Regions from separate parts of the Homo sapiens genome. Here all the other regions are linked to region 1. A link is a contact called in ENCODE Hi-C or POLR2A ChIA-PET data. All regions are on one chromosome and are shown on one strand. Each heading gives the region's core, a stretch centred on a gene start or an enhancer-like site at or near the end of the contact. The rest is flanking DNA. Distances are from core to core; before and after follow the strand shown.

Evidence for each region. A loop is a pair of places that touch in the nucleus more often than their neighbours do. ChIA-PET counts read pairs that join two places held with the same protein, here RNA polymerase II (POLR2A). Pooled maps may share reads with other maps.
Region 2: a map of PC-9 shows a loop between it and region 1 (6-fold over the local background). The contact joins two enhancer-like sites. A Hi-C loop is called at or near these places in 1 of 168 maps with a recorded cell type or tissue (PC-9). POLR2A ChIA-PET finds 5 or more read pairs at or near these places in 1 of 52 experiments (K562).
Region 3: a map of PC-9 shows a loop between it and region 1 (9-fold over the local background). The contact joins two enhancer-like sites. A Hi-C loop is called at or near these places in 1 of 168 maps with a recorded cell type or tissue (PC-9). POLR2A ChIA-PET finds 5 or more read pairs at or near these places in 2 of 52 experiments (WTC11 and activated B cell).
Region 4: a pooled map of heart left ventricle shows a loop between it and region 1 (2.7-fold over the local background). The contact joins two enhancer-like sites. A Hi-C loop is called at or near these places in 1 of 168 maps with a recorded cell type or tissue (cardiac septum) and 1 of 50 pooled maps. POLR2A ChIA-PET finds 5 or more read pairs at or near these places in 2 of 52 experiments (WTC11 and activated B cell).

Annotation. Positions count from the first base shown.
Region 1 is chr22:46,752,850-46,755,549 of GRCh38, forward strand. No RefSeq gene overlaps it. Among named protein-coding and RNA genes, the nearest start is that of TBC1D22A-DT, 8.3 kb to the right of the region's middle. RefSeq lists a silencer at 1,301-1,477. Within about 2 kb of position 1,387, at least 36 of the 41 ENCODE cell types and tissues checked have a DNase peak (open chromatin) inside an H3K27ac peak, as active enhancers do; they include PC-9, where a contact is called at or near this core.
Region 2 is chr22:46,453,779-46,456,478 of GRCh38, forward strand. All of the region lies in intron 2 of CELSR1 (cadherin EGF LAG seven-pass G-type receptor 1), which reads right to left. Among named protein-coding and RNA genes, the nearest start is that of CELSR1, 82 kb to the right of the region's middle. RefSeq lists enhancers at 1-72, 73-656, 1,754-2,254. Within about 2 kb of position 1,258, at least 4 of the 41 ENCODE cell types and tissues checked have a DNase peak (open chromatin) inside an H3K27ac peak, as active enhancers do; they include PC-9, where a contact is called at or near this core.
Region 3 is chr22:46,376,405-46,379,104 of GRCh38, forward strand. CELSR1 (cadherin EGF LAG seven-pass G-type receptor 1) reads right to left here. Exons shown (of 35, transcript NM_001378328.1): 23 at 2,187-2,313; 24 at 657-857. Among named protein-coding and RNA genes, the nearest start is that of TRMU, 42 kb to the left of the region's middle. RefSeq lists enhancers at 578-1,777, 1,228-1,522 and a silencer at 1,228-1,522. Within about 2 kb of position 1,332, at least 16 of the 41 ENCODE cell types and tissues checked have a DNase peak (open chromatin) inside an H3K27ac peak, as active enhancers do; they include PC-9, where a contact is called at or near this core.
Region 4 is chr22:46,351,780-46,354,479 of GRCh38, forward strand. It overlaps TRMU (tRNA mitochondrial 2-thiouridylase), which reads left to right. Exons shown (of 11, transcript NM_018006.5): 6 at 342-395; 7 at 485-551; 8 at 1,988-2,088. Among named protein-coding and RNA genes, the nearest start is that of TRMU, 17 kb to the left of the region's middle. Within about 2 kb of position 1,297, at least 7 of the 41 ENCODE cell types and tissues checked have a DNase peak (open chromatin) inside an H3K27ac peak, as active enhancers do.

The DNA of each region.
Region 1 (2,700 bases), core at 137-2,636:
GGAGAGGGGTGTGGGAAGCCGGGGTAACCAGAGGACTGAGCCTGCTCCAGCAGATACACACAGGGGTTACCACACCAACGTGTGGCCCTTGAGGGCTCCCTGGCTTAGCACAGCCCCTCACCCCTCTAGCCCTGCCCCCTGCCCCTCAGGCCCCTAGCGCCCCTGGGCCCAACACTGGGTCCCATGCCTCCCCCACCCCCATCCCCAGGCCCCGCTCTTGCTTCCCGCAAGTCCTGCCCCACGCCCCTGGGAGCCTCTGCTTCAGTGAGGATGGGTCCTTCTCCACAGTGACAGAGGGGATGGAGATGTGGCAGGAGTTCCTTGGAAGGTGCCATAGGGCATCACTTCATGCCAGCTGTGGCTTGGTCCCTTGCGTAGGGGAGTAGGGGGGAGGGGCTGCCTTTGGATCCATTGCCAGCGAGCTTAACTCCTCCAGAATGGCATGTCTCCCCACCCCTTGCAGTGTCCCCAGGACACCTGGGTGGGCAGCCACCATCCCTCCTTTGGAAGAACCAGTGTCATCCGAAGGTGGTCAGGAAGTGGGAGGATGATGCCGAGTGGCCAGTACAGACCCTACAGGGCCAGATTCCTGAATTTTATTTTTGTTTGGATCGCTAAGCGTCAGTACTATAAACAGCAGTTAGCCCTGGCTGGATTCTGTCATGTGCCCAGGTTCATGCCCGATTGCATTGAGCCCTCTGCCAGCAGGTGAGGAAACAGGCTCAGCTGAGAAGGCTGCCCAGATTTGCACAGCAGGATTGAAATCCATGTCTGTCTGGTTCCAAAGTCAGGGGTTCATCCACCTTACCACTCGGCCTGACCCGCAGGCTCTTAGGATTGAGGCCCAGAGAAACGAGGTGTTTGCAGTGTCTCAAAATAAGAGACCACTCCCCCCAGTCTCTCTTTCCATCCAGTGCCACACTGTGCCAGGCAGGCCATGCCACCAGAACCCAGGAGTGTCCCCTCCCCACCAAAGTGGCCTTCTGCAACTGCAGGGGGCTCAGCTTGGAACCAGGATGCCAAACCGTGCACAATCCCAGCAGAAGTGTGGTGCCAGCACCTTGCCTGCCTTCTCCCCTCACCCTCAGGATGTCCATGCCTGGGATGCCACATGGGCAGGCCCTTTAGTGCCAGCCTCCCCACGCCATGCACCTCTGGGTCTATGTCCACCCAAAAGTGCCATTCAGGCTGGGGCCGCAACACACTTTCCATCCTGGCCGCCAGGCTCTGATGTCATAAGGGCACAGAGTTCCCAGGTCTGTGTCCCCAGTTCCTAGCAGTCAGATATCTGGCCCAGTCAGATATCTGGGAGATGCCTGCTCTCCGGGCCACTTTCTCTTCTGGTGTTAAGTGACAGACCAGCTCCTTCCTTCACTCTAGCAGCTGCGGGAAGTCCAGGGATGACACAGCACCATGGGGCCATAGGGCCTTCCGGTTGCCACTCCAGGCCAGGCTTCACGTCACTTACAGACTCACTCCCTACTCTGCGGTGTCATATTTGCTCAGAGATTTTGGTTTACAAACTGCCTTCCAGTCCTTTGTCTCAGGGGATTCCCATCATGACTCTGGGAAACACACAGGGCAGGTGTCCTCATCTCCATTTTACAGGTGGGAAAACGGGGGCTGGCCGTGTTTACAGCAGAGTGTGATCAGTCACAGGAGACATGAGGCCAGGATGCAGCTTGCAGACGGCCAGTCTGGGCTCCCTCTGATGTCTGCTGTCCTCTCTCTATCCTGCCTGAGTCACTTTGGGTTGGACTGTCCATGAGTCACGGCCGACTGTGGCTCCTGCACGTTTGCCAAGGGGGTGGGGACCACGTGCTGCAAAGGACCATGGGAGGAAATGCCACAGCTGGTTGTGTTTCCGATTAGCAGTGGGACTGTGGCCAGGGCCCGGCAAGGTGAACTGGACAGTGAGTGGGCTGTGGGGTCAGCAGCTGGACTCCAAACCCTGTTCCCTTCACTCTAGCTGGGGGACTTTGCCTCTTGAAGCCCCTACTTTCTCATCTTTAAAATACAAATCATGATACCCACTGTGTGCGCCATCCCCTCCCCACCCCCACTGCCACCCCCTCCCTCCCCACCGCTGGGCATCTGGTGAGGGGGGATGAGGAGGATGCTGAGGATGCTGGAATTTGCTGAGCTTGAGAGGTGGAGAGGGTTGCAGATGCACACGGGAAAGGGACTGAGAGGCCTGCAGGTGAGGTCTGGGCAGGAGGTCTGCAGGAGCATGGCAGAGGATCAAAGGTGATGGAAGGGGCTGATGGTGGCTGTGAAGGGTGCGATGCATCTCCAGGGTGCATTTAGGAGGCTTGTTTGCATGAGCCGTGGCATAATGGCCCTCCTCTGTCTACCCTGAAAGCCTCCGAAAATCAGTCTTATTCTTCAAAGCATTTGGATTTGCATTTGTTGTTTTTCCTGGATGTGAAAATAATTGATCAATTTTTGGGGGGTGGGGGTGTCTTTTTAATTTTTTTTTTCTTTTTTTGCATCTAAGAAAGCATTTGGGCGGCTCCTGCCTGTAATCCCAATGCTGGCCGGGCATGGTGGCGCGTGCCTGCAATCCTAGCTACTTGGGAGGCTGAGGCAGGAGAATCACTTGAACCTGAGAGGCAGAGGTTGCAGTGAGCTGAGATCATGCCACTGCACTCCAGCCTGGGCAACAGAGTAAGACTCTGTCTCAAAAAAATAAAATAAAAT
Region 2 (2,700 bases), core at 8-2,507, 300 kb before region 1:
AACAGCAGAGACTGCCAGACCCCCACCACAGCGCCGATGGTGGGACCTGCTCACTACGCATGCCTTCAACAAATATTTACCGGGTGTGAGTGGTCGAGATTGTTTAATTAGGGAGAGGAGACACCAGGAGCAGCCGGGGTTGTTAGCAAAATAATGGACCCCAAAAGGCGTCCACATCTTCATCTCTGAAAGCCAAGGATGTGTGACCTCAAGGCCTAAGGGACTTTGCAGATGTGATTAAGGATCTTGAGACGGGGCAGTCATCCTGCATTACTGTGTGGCCCCAAAGTCATCACAAGGCTCCTTGTAAGCGGTGGGAGGGTGAGGGGCAGAAGGTGCTAGTGGTGGAAGCAGGGGTCGGAGTGAGGTGAGGAAGGTGCCAGGGACTAAGGACCAGGTGGCCTCCAGCAGCTGAGGAAGGCAGAGCAGGAGGCCCTCCCCAGGGCCTCCCGGAGCAGCCCCGCCCACGCCCCTGAATGCAGGGCTCCTGCCCTCCAGAACAGTAAGAATGAATCCGTGCTGCGTTAAGCCCCTCGTGTGTGGAAATGTTACAGCGGCCACAGGAGACTCGTGCAGGGGTGAGCGAGCGTGCCCAGCCCTGCTGTCACGGAGCCCACACTCTCTCTGCAGAAGCAGCATCCCTCCAGTGCACGCACAGACGCCCATGACCCGCAGCCAGCCCGGCCAGGCAGCCTTGTCTCCCCTCAACAGCACAGACTTCGAAGTCACGGGGAACGGCGTGTGCTTTAAACCACAGCGAGGTTTCTATTGCATGCGGCTCGTCTTCAGGCCACTTTTCTAACTGTGGGCCAGACATTTCTGGGCAGATGTTTGTTCCTCACTGACTCACATTCCACACCTAGTTCAGCTCGCCCACCTCCAAGCTGTCCGGGTGGGACGCGGGAAACCCTCTGCTCCTGCGCTTAGCGTTCGCAAAGGTAAACACATCGCAGAAACCTGCCTCCCACCCTGGAGTGGCCCGTGGTCCTCGCAGACACGCGACAGGCAGGCCAGTGAGAAGCGCCAACAGCCCTGGTTCCCAAACTCCTTAGCTCCTCAGCGAAGGAGCACCCACGGCTGAATTGTGTCCCCAGAAAGATACGCTCAGTTACGAACTCCCAGTACCCTTGAAAGTGACCTTGTTTGGAAATAGGGTCTTTGTAGAGGTAATCGACTTAGGATGAGATCATTAGGGTGGGTCCTAATCCAGTGACCGGTGTCCTTACAATGAGATGGAAACCTGGACAGAGACAGACGTGCACGGAAGAACACAGTGTGAAGACGGAGGCGGAGACTGCAGTGATGCATCCGTGAGTCAGATACCACCTGGGGCTACCAGAAACTGGACGAGGCCAGGAGAGGCCCTCTCCTAAAGCCTTCAGAAAGAGCACAGCCCTGCAGGGACCTTGGCTTTGAATTTCTGGCCTCCAGAACAGTAAGACAAGAGACTTTTTTCTCTTTTTCTTTTTTAGACAGAGTCTCGCTCTGTCGCCCAGGCTGGAGTGCAGTGGCGCCATCTCGGCTCACTGTAACCTCCGCCTCCCAGGTTCAAGCGATTCTCCTGCCTCAGTCTCCCAAGTAGCTGGGATTACAGGTGCCTGCCACCGCGCCTGGCTAATTTTTGTGTTTTTAGTACAGACGGTGTTTCACCATGTTGGTCAGGCTAGTCTTGAACTCCTGACCTCAGGTGATCCACCTGCCTCGGCCTCCCAAAGTGATAGGATTACAGAGGTTCTAGTTTTGAATTCCTGACCTCAAGTGATCCGTTTGCCTCGCCCACCCAAAGTGCTGGGATTTCAGGCGTGAACCACTGCACTTGGCTTGAGACAACAGATTTCTGTCGTCTTCAGCCACTCAGTTTGTGCCGATCGGTTACAGCAGCCCCAGGAAGCTCACGGAAGCCGGAGGAGGACTGCAGGGTGTGAGGACCGTGCTGGGCTCCAGTGCTGGTGGGCTGTGCCTGCACACGCCGCACAGGACGCTAATTCTGTTTATCAAAAGCCCCAGCTTTGGGGAAAGAAATTGAGTGGAGAACAGGAGATATCTGGCTACATTGACCCACACCCTGATCCCCCGGCAAGATTTTTATAGAAAACAGTTATCCAGAAATGAAATAATGCCCCAGCTTTACAGCTACGTACCAGGGACATGGCAAATCTCAAAACCTGGACTCTGTACAAAAAGCCAAATGCAAAAGACTTGAGAAGCACCAAGGAGAGAAAAACTTGAAGTAATCCTGAATTATCTGAAAAGCACGTTTTCCCAAGAAAGGATTCTGTTACTGCTTTATTTGAGATTTTAATTACAGGTTATGTAATGAGTTTTATTTTGAATGATAATTAACGCTCAAGTTTAAGGACTAACTGCGACTTTACTAGGAATACTTGGAAGTGAAGCTTTAATCCTGGAAGCCACAGCGAGCACTGGCCCACGTGCAACCCTGCGCTAAGCAGACGTCACTCCGCAGGGTGATGGCACAGCTCGCCATGAATGAGGACCTTATCTGAAAGTGCAGAACTTGCAGGCTGGGAGGGATGAGTGCGTCAGCAGATCACATGAAGATGGAAAGCCCATGACTCTGATAAGAGAACCCAAAATAGGCCGGGCACGGTGGCTCACGCCTGTAATCCCAGCACTTTGGGAGGCCAAGGCGGGCAGATCACGAGGTCAGGAGATCGAGACCGTCATGGTTAACAAGGT
Region 3 (2,700 bases), core at 82-2,581, 380 kb before region 1:
CGCTCTATTGCCCAGGCTGGAGTGCAGTGGCTCCATCTCTGCTCACTGCAACCTCTGCCTCCCAGGCTCAAGCAATTCTCCTGCCTCAGCCTCCTGAGTAGCTGGGATTACAGGTGCCCGGCACCACGCCCAGCTAATTTTTGTATTTTTAGTAGAGATTGGGTTTTACCATGTTGGCAAGGCTGGTCTTCCTGACCTCAAGTGATCTGCCTGCCTCAGCCTCCCAAAGGGATCCTGGTGGGATTACACGCATGAGCCACTGCCCTTAAATCACTTTTGACAAGAGTTGTATTTTCCTGGGGATGTACACAAGAATCACTTGAACCTGGGAGGTGGAAGTTGCAGTGAGCTGAGATTGTGCCATCTCACTCCAGCCTGGATTGACAGAGCGAGACTCTCAAAAAAAAAAAAAAAGAAAGAAAGAAAGAAAGGGCCCCCCATCTCCCAATAGAGTCAAAGTGCTTGGGCCTGCCAGTGAATCCCACATCTCCACCCACAGCCTGTGACCAGGCACGTTCCTGAAAGGGCATCTGTGAAGCAGAGGTGGGGGTGGTGAGGAGGAGCTAGCCAGGGTGCTTGGAGTGGCCAGGACAGGACTATGGTAGCTGCTCCAAGCTGCGGCCCAGACAGTGGGGAGGGGAGCAGAGTGGCCATACCGGGTTTTCCGTCTGGTTGATCCCAATCACGAACACCAGCTGAGAGAGGAAGAGCGCCACGGCGAGGTGCTTGTGAATGCTGTGCAGGTTGGAGCGCAGCATGCGGACCAGGCTCAGGAGGACGAAGGCCACCAGCAGGGCTGCCAGTGACAAGGACACAGCGGCATAGGTGACAATCTTCAGAGGCAGGACCTCCCCGTTCTATGGGCAGGAGGGTTAAAGGCAGGAGAGAAGGTAAGGGCCGAGGCTCAGATCTGGTCATTGCATAACAGAGATAAATTACACACTTGCTTATGAAACGATCAAGGCTGGCAGGATCAGGCTGGGCTGGGGAGGCCGAGTGCTCATGGCTCTGGGCCTGGAACTGCCCCTCCTGAGGCTCCTTCAATGCCCTGGGCCCTGGGCATCCCTGGGGCCTGCGGCAGCACGCCAGGCTCCCTCCACTGGCTTGGGGGCCGTTCAGAGACCTCTGGCTTTGGGGCGCCCAGGCCATGGGAGCCTCGGACTCTCACTCCAGCCTCCTTTCTTCTGCCTCAATTTCAGCTTCCTTGGCCCACATGTCACCTGGCATCCTGGCCATGAGACAAGCCCCAACCCCGCCCACATATGAACAAACTCCACTAATCACTGACCCCGTCTCCAGGCTGGGTCCTGCTGGGGAGTGACATTTGCCCATGAGACAGGGGCAGAGGCGGGTCAGCTTCACCTGCATATTGCACAAGAGGCCGCTGCCCTCCTCCAGCCCCGCCTGAGGGCTGACTCACCCTTCCAAGAATGTGACAGAAACCAGGGCCACTTCACATCAAAAAGCCCTCGGAAAGGACAGTGGCCTGGGCCCTTGAGCCACAGTGCAACCCCGGGGAGGGGCCGGGGGAGGCTACCCAGGCCCCTGGTTCTGACTCCTAGACCCCAGGGTCCCACACAGGCCATGGCCAGGCTGGCTCCCACCTCCCTCCTGTCTGGATAACGGGAGGCCAGGACAGCGCTCGGGCCATTCCCCAATTCATCTGCAGCCCACAATGGCCGGCTCACATTCCCAGGCCGCTTAAAATGCCAGAGGTTAAACATTAGCCGCCCAGCCTTTTGTCCTGCTGCCCTGCGTGTGGCCCCGAGGGAGAGCGCCCAGCAGCTGTCACCTCCCTTAGGATCAAAGCAGGTGGGGAGCGGCACCGTCCAACAGACCCGCACTGAAGTGAGGGGCAGGTTCCGAGAGCTCCTCGGAGCCTGAGCTTTGGGTCTGCCATTCCGGGGTTTAATACATAACCAGGGCTCTCTGAAAACCCTTATAATGGGGCTTTGTTATGGAAATCCTCAGACTCTGGCCAATCCTCGAATATGTGTTTTAATCGGTTGATTTGTTTTGTTCCAAGCACTTAGAATGGAAGATTTAGTTTGAGGAGGGGACAGATTTGGGGGCAGGCTCAGCAGGTTTGAGGACGGGCAGGTTTGGCGGGGAGGTGCAGGTTTGGGGGGGAGGGGCAGGTTTGGCGGTAGGCCCAGAGGGCACAGTGGCCACGGGAGGATGCCCACCTCACGCCTGGAGATATCCATGAGCACCGCAAAGCTGGCTGTGTGGCTGCACTGGCAGGCGACATGTGTCCGGTTCCTGGACAGGAGCTCGCAGCCCCGGGCAGACCACCCTCCCGTCCCACCAACGCTGCGGAGAGGACAGAGAAGGGGCAGGGGTAAGACGGTTCCCTCTGCCCATGAGTCTGTAAAGGGCAGCCTTTGCCCAGCCCTGGGGGCTCCCAGGCCATCCTGGCCAAACCAAACAGCAGGTGCCGTGAGTGCTGAAAGCCCAGCGCCCTCGCAGGCTGCTCCCCACCGTGTTCCTCACCAGCCCCCTACACCGAAGACAAGAGCCACCTGGCTGTAAGAAGAGCAGCCTCACTGCCGCGGAGGCAGGACCATGGGAACAGTCTCCCTTCCCTTCTGTGTCTGGTCAGGGCCTCCAAGGAGCACCCTCTGAAGTTCAAGTTCTACGTGCCATCTAGCAGCAAAACTCAAATGGGGCTGTCTCGCGTCCGCCCCGCTGCTGGAACCA
Region 4 (2,700 bases), core at 47-2,546, 400 kb before region 1:
TGCCCCTTCTCTGGTCCCTGTCTCTCCCCCACTCCTCGCAGGACAGTGGCCTGAAGGACCTGACCGGGTTCTGCTTTCTTCCCCGGGGCAGCTGGTGTGAGGGTCTCCCGCGCAGGGTCAGACCCCGCGGGCCGAGACAATGAGGCGTTCTCTAAGGCTCTGGCATCGTGTGCGCCGGCTGTGACTGGCGGCCGAGGGTGCCGGTGGGCAGCCGGGCCCCTACCCTGGAAGCAAAGTGTGGGGTGAGGCCGGGAGGCCCCAGGGCCCGCTCAGGACGTCTGGGTACAGCTTGGGCCACCGCCACTTCTGCTCCTCTCACGGCTGCCGTCTTCTCATTTCAGAGCATGGGCATGTGTTTCATCGGGAAGAGGAATTTTGAACATTTCCTTCTTCAGGTGCGTGCTGCTCTTTGACACAAAGAGATGGGGCTGCGTGTCTGCCCTGGGCCTAGATCTCCGTCGGTAATGACATGTTTGTTTTCCAGTATCTGCAGCCTCGACCTGGTCACTTTATTTCCATAGAAGACAATAAGGTTCTGGGAACACATAAAGGTGAGGTGCAGACTCTGCCACTTGTCATCTGAAATGCCTAGAGCTGTGGCGTTTCAGCTCTGGGAGACTAGACCAGAGTTCCTGTCGTCCCTTCCACTTGGCTGGAGAATTGTAGAAGGCTCTGTGGGGCGGCCGGGGGCGGGCACGGCCTAGGGTGGAACAGTTGCCTTGATGGTGGCTGGGTGCACTTCCAGATGTGGCCTCAGCTGAGATGCTGGAGTTCATGAAAAGCGCGCCTCTGACTTGGAAGGACTATACTCTGTGAGTTACGTATCAAGTCCCTGTAAAAAGAATGATTTCCTTCCTGTGTAAGGAAAATGTTAAACTACACAAAACTCCACTCTGATTCAGGGAGTAAGGTGGACGTCCCGGCATGGTGTGAATGATTAAGGACCACATGCAGCGATGGGATCAGGCGTCCGCGCTGGCCAGAGTGCTGCTCGCTCATGTGCAGACCCTTACTGCGGTGAGGCCTGCGTGAGCCTGTGCTGTGCCTGGTGTCAGGGGACAGGCTCCGAGTCAGTCACAGTGTGCAGTCCTGCTGTGGGGACAGAGTGCAGCCATTGTTGGGTTAGTACAGTGGCGGGGATGTGCCTGCCGGCGTGATGATCAGGCAGGTCTTGACACAGCACAGACCTGAGCTGTGGGACTGGCCAGGAGAGCCAGGCTGCAGCTCAGGTGTAGGGCGTCTTGCAGTGAATTGCACTTGGAGATCTTCCACCTCTTGTGGAGGGGAGACGGCAGGCGGAGCCGGGGCTAGGCATTCCTGAGACAGGTGGAGGTGACAGCTTTGCTTGGGACAGAACTGCCAGACAGGATTGCCCATGTATCTGCCAGCCCTGGCCCCAGCAGGAGCCAGTTGGATGACTCATGGCTTCCACCTGCAGTTCACTTCACTGAAGAAGGCTGCCGGCCCAGGCCACGTGGTAAATCCCATGAGGTTCTCTCTGCCTGTGTGCCCCACTGCAGGGGAGGGAGGCAGTGAGTTTGCCATCTGCTGTGTGACATTGTGAGGGTGCGCAGAGCAGCTGGGGGTAGCCCTGATGCAGTTACTGCATTAGATGGACACTGTGAAGACGTGCAGCTATGTCATGGGCTCAGCAAGAAGGGCCCCTGGCGTCACACAGGGCACCCAGCCGCATCCTGGGCCTAGGGTCAGGGGCTCCTACAGCTGGAACCTGCACCTTCTGGGGCACAAGGTGCCTTCTTTGTGGCCACCACACCCCATGTCCAGCCCAGGCCTGGACAATGATGAGATGTGCTCAGGTGCTTGGTCAGGGCTGGCTTTGGTGGTTGGAGAATCGTATCTTCCTAGTGAGTTACACCATTGCTGGGCCTGCTCTGGGCTGCCCTCCCAGCATCTGCCTTCATGATGAGGCGTGACATGTGGGCTGTAACTTGTTGCCCAGCCTCATGGAGAAACTGTCTTTCTGTAGGTTGGTTCCTGTATACCTTGGGCCAGAGAGCAAACATAGGTGGCCTGAGAGAGCCCTGGTACGTGGTGGAGAAGGACAGCGTCAAGGGTGACGTGTTTGTGGTGAGTGGGCCGGCCTCTGAGACAGCACTGGGGCTGGTTCTGGCAGGGCCAGCAGTGCTTCCAGACCAGGGCTTGAGAAGGCCTCCAGCAGCCGTGGCTTCCTGGAGGCTGTGACTAACTCTGTTCCTGTCCTTGGTCCCCTGCCTTTCCTGGGACTGGCCATGGTGGCAGGAGAGTTTTAAGGTATTCATTAGGCTGAGTTGTATGCTGGTCTCTTAATCATCCCTGAACCCCGATACACAGATACAGTTTCTCCAATTTTATGAAAGAGGACAGCGACGCCCAGAGCTTGGGTGGCTCATCCGGTGGAGAGGGCATGGCCTCAGTGCCAAGGATGGTGCCCACCATGGTAGGATCCAGTGAGTTGTTGTCAGGCAGGTGCAGATGGCCAAGCCAGGATCAAACCAAGCCTTCCACCACAGTGGGGACCTTACCACTGTGACCCTGGCCTCAAAGCAGGGCCGCTCAGTGGCGGCAAGCTCACCCCACCTTCAGGGGACCTTGCCAGTGTCTAGAGGCATTTTTGGTTGTCACAGCTTGGGTGGAAAAGCAAGGACGCGGGTGCTGCTGCATCTGTGGGTCAGGCCGGGGATGCTGCTTGCCGTGTTCAGC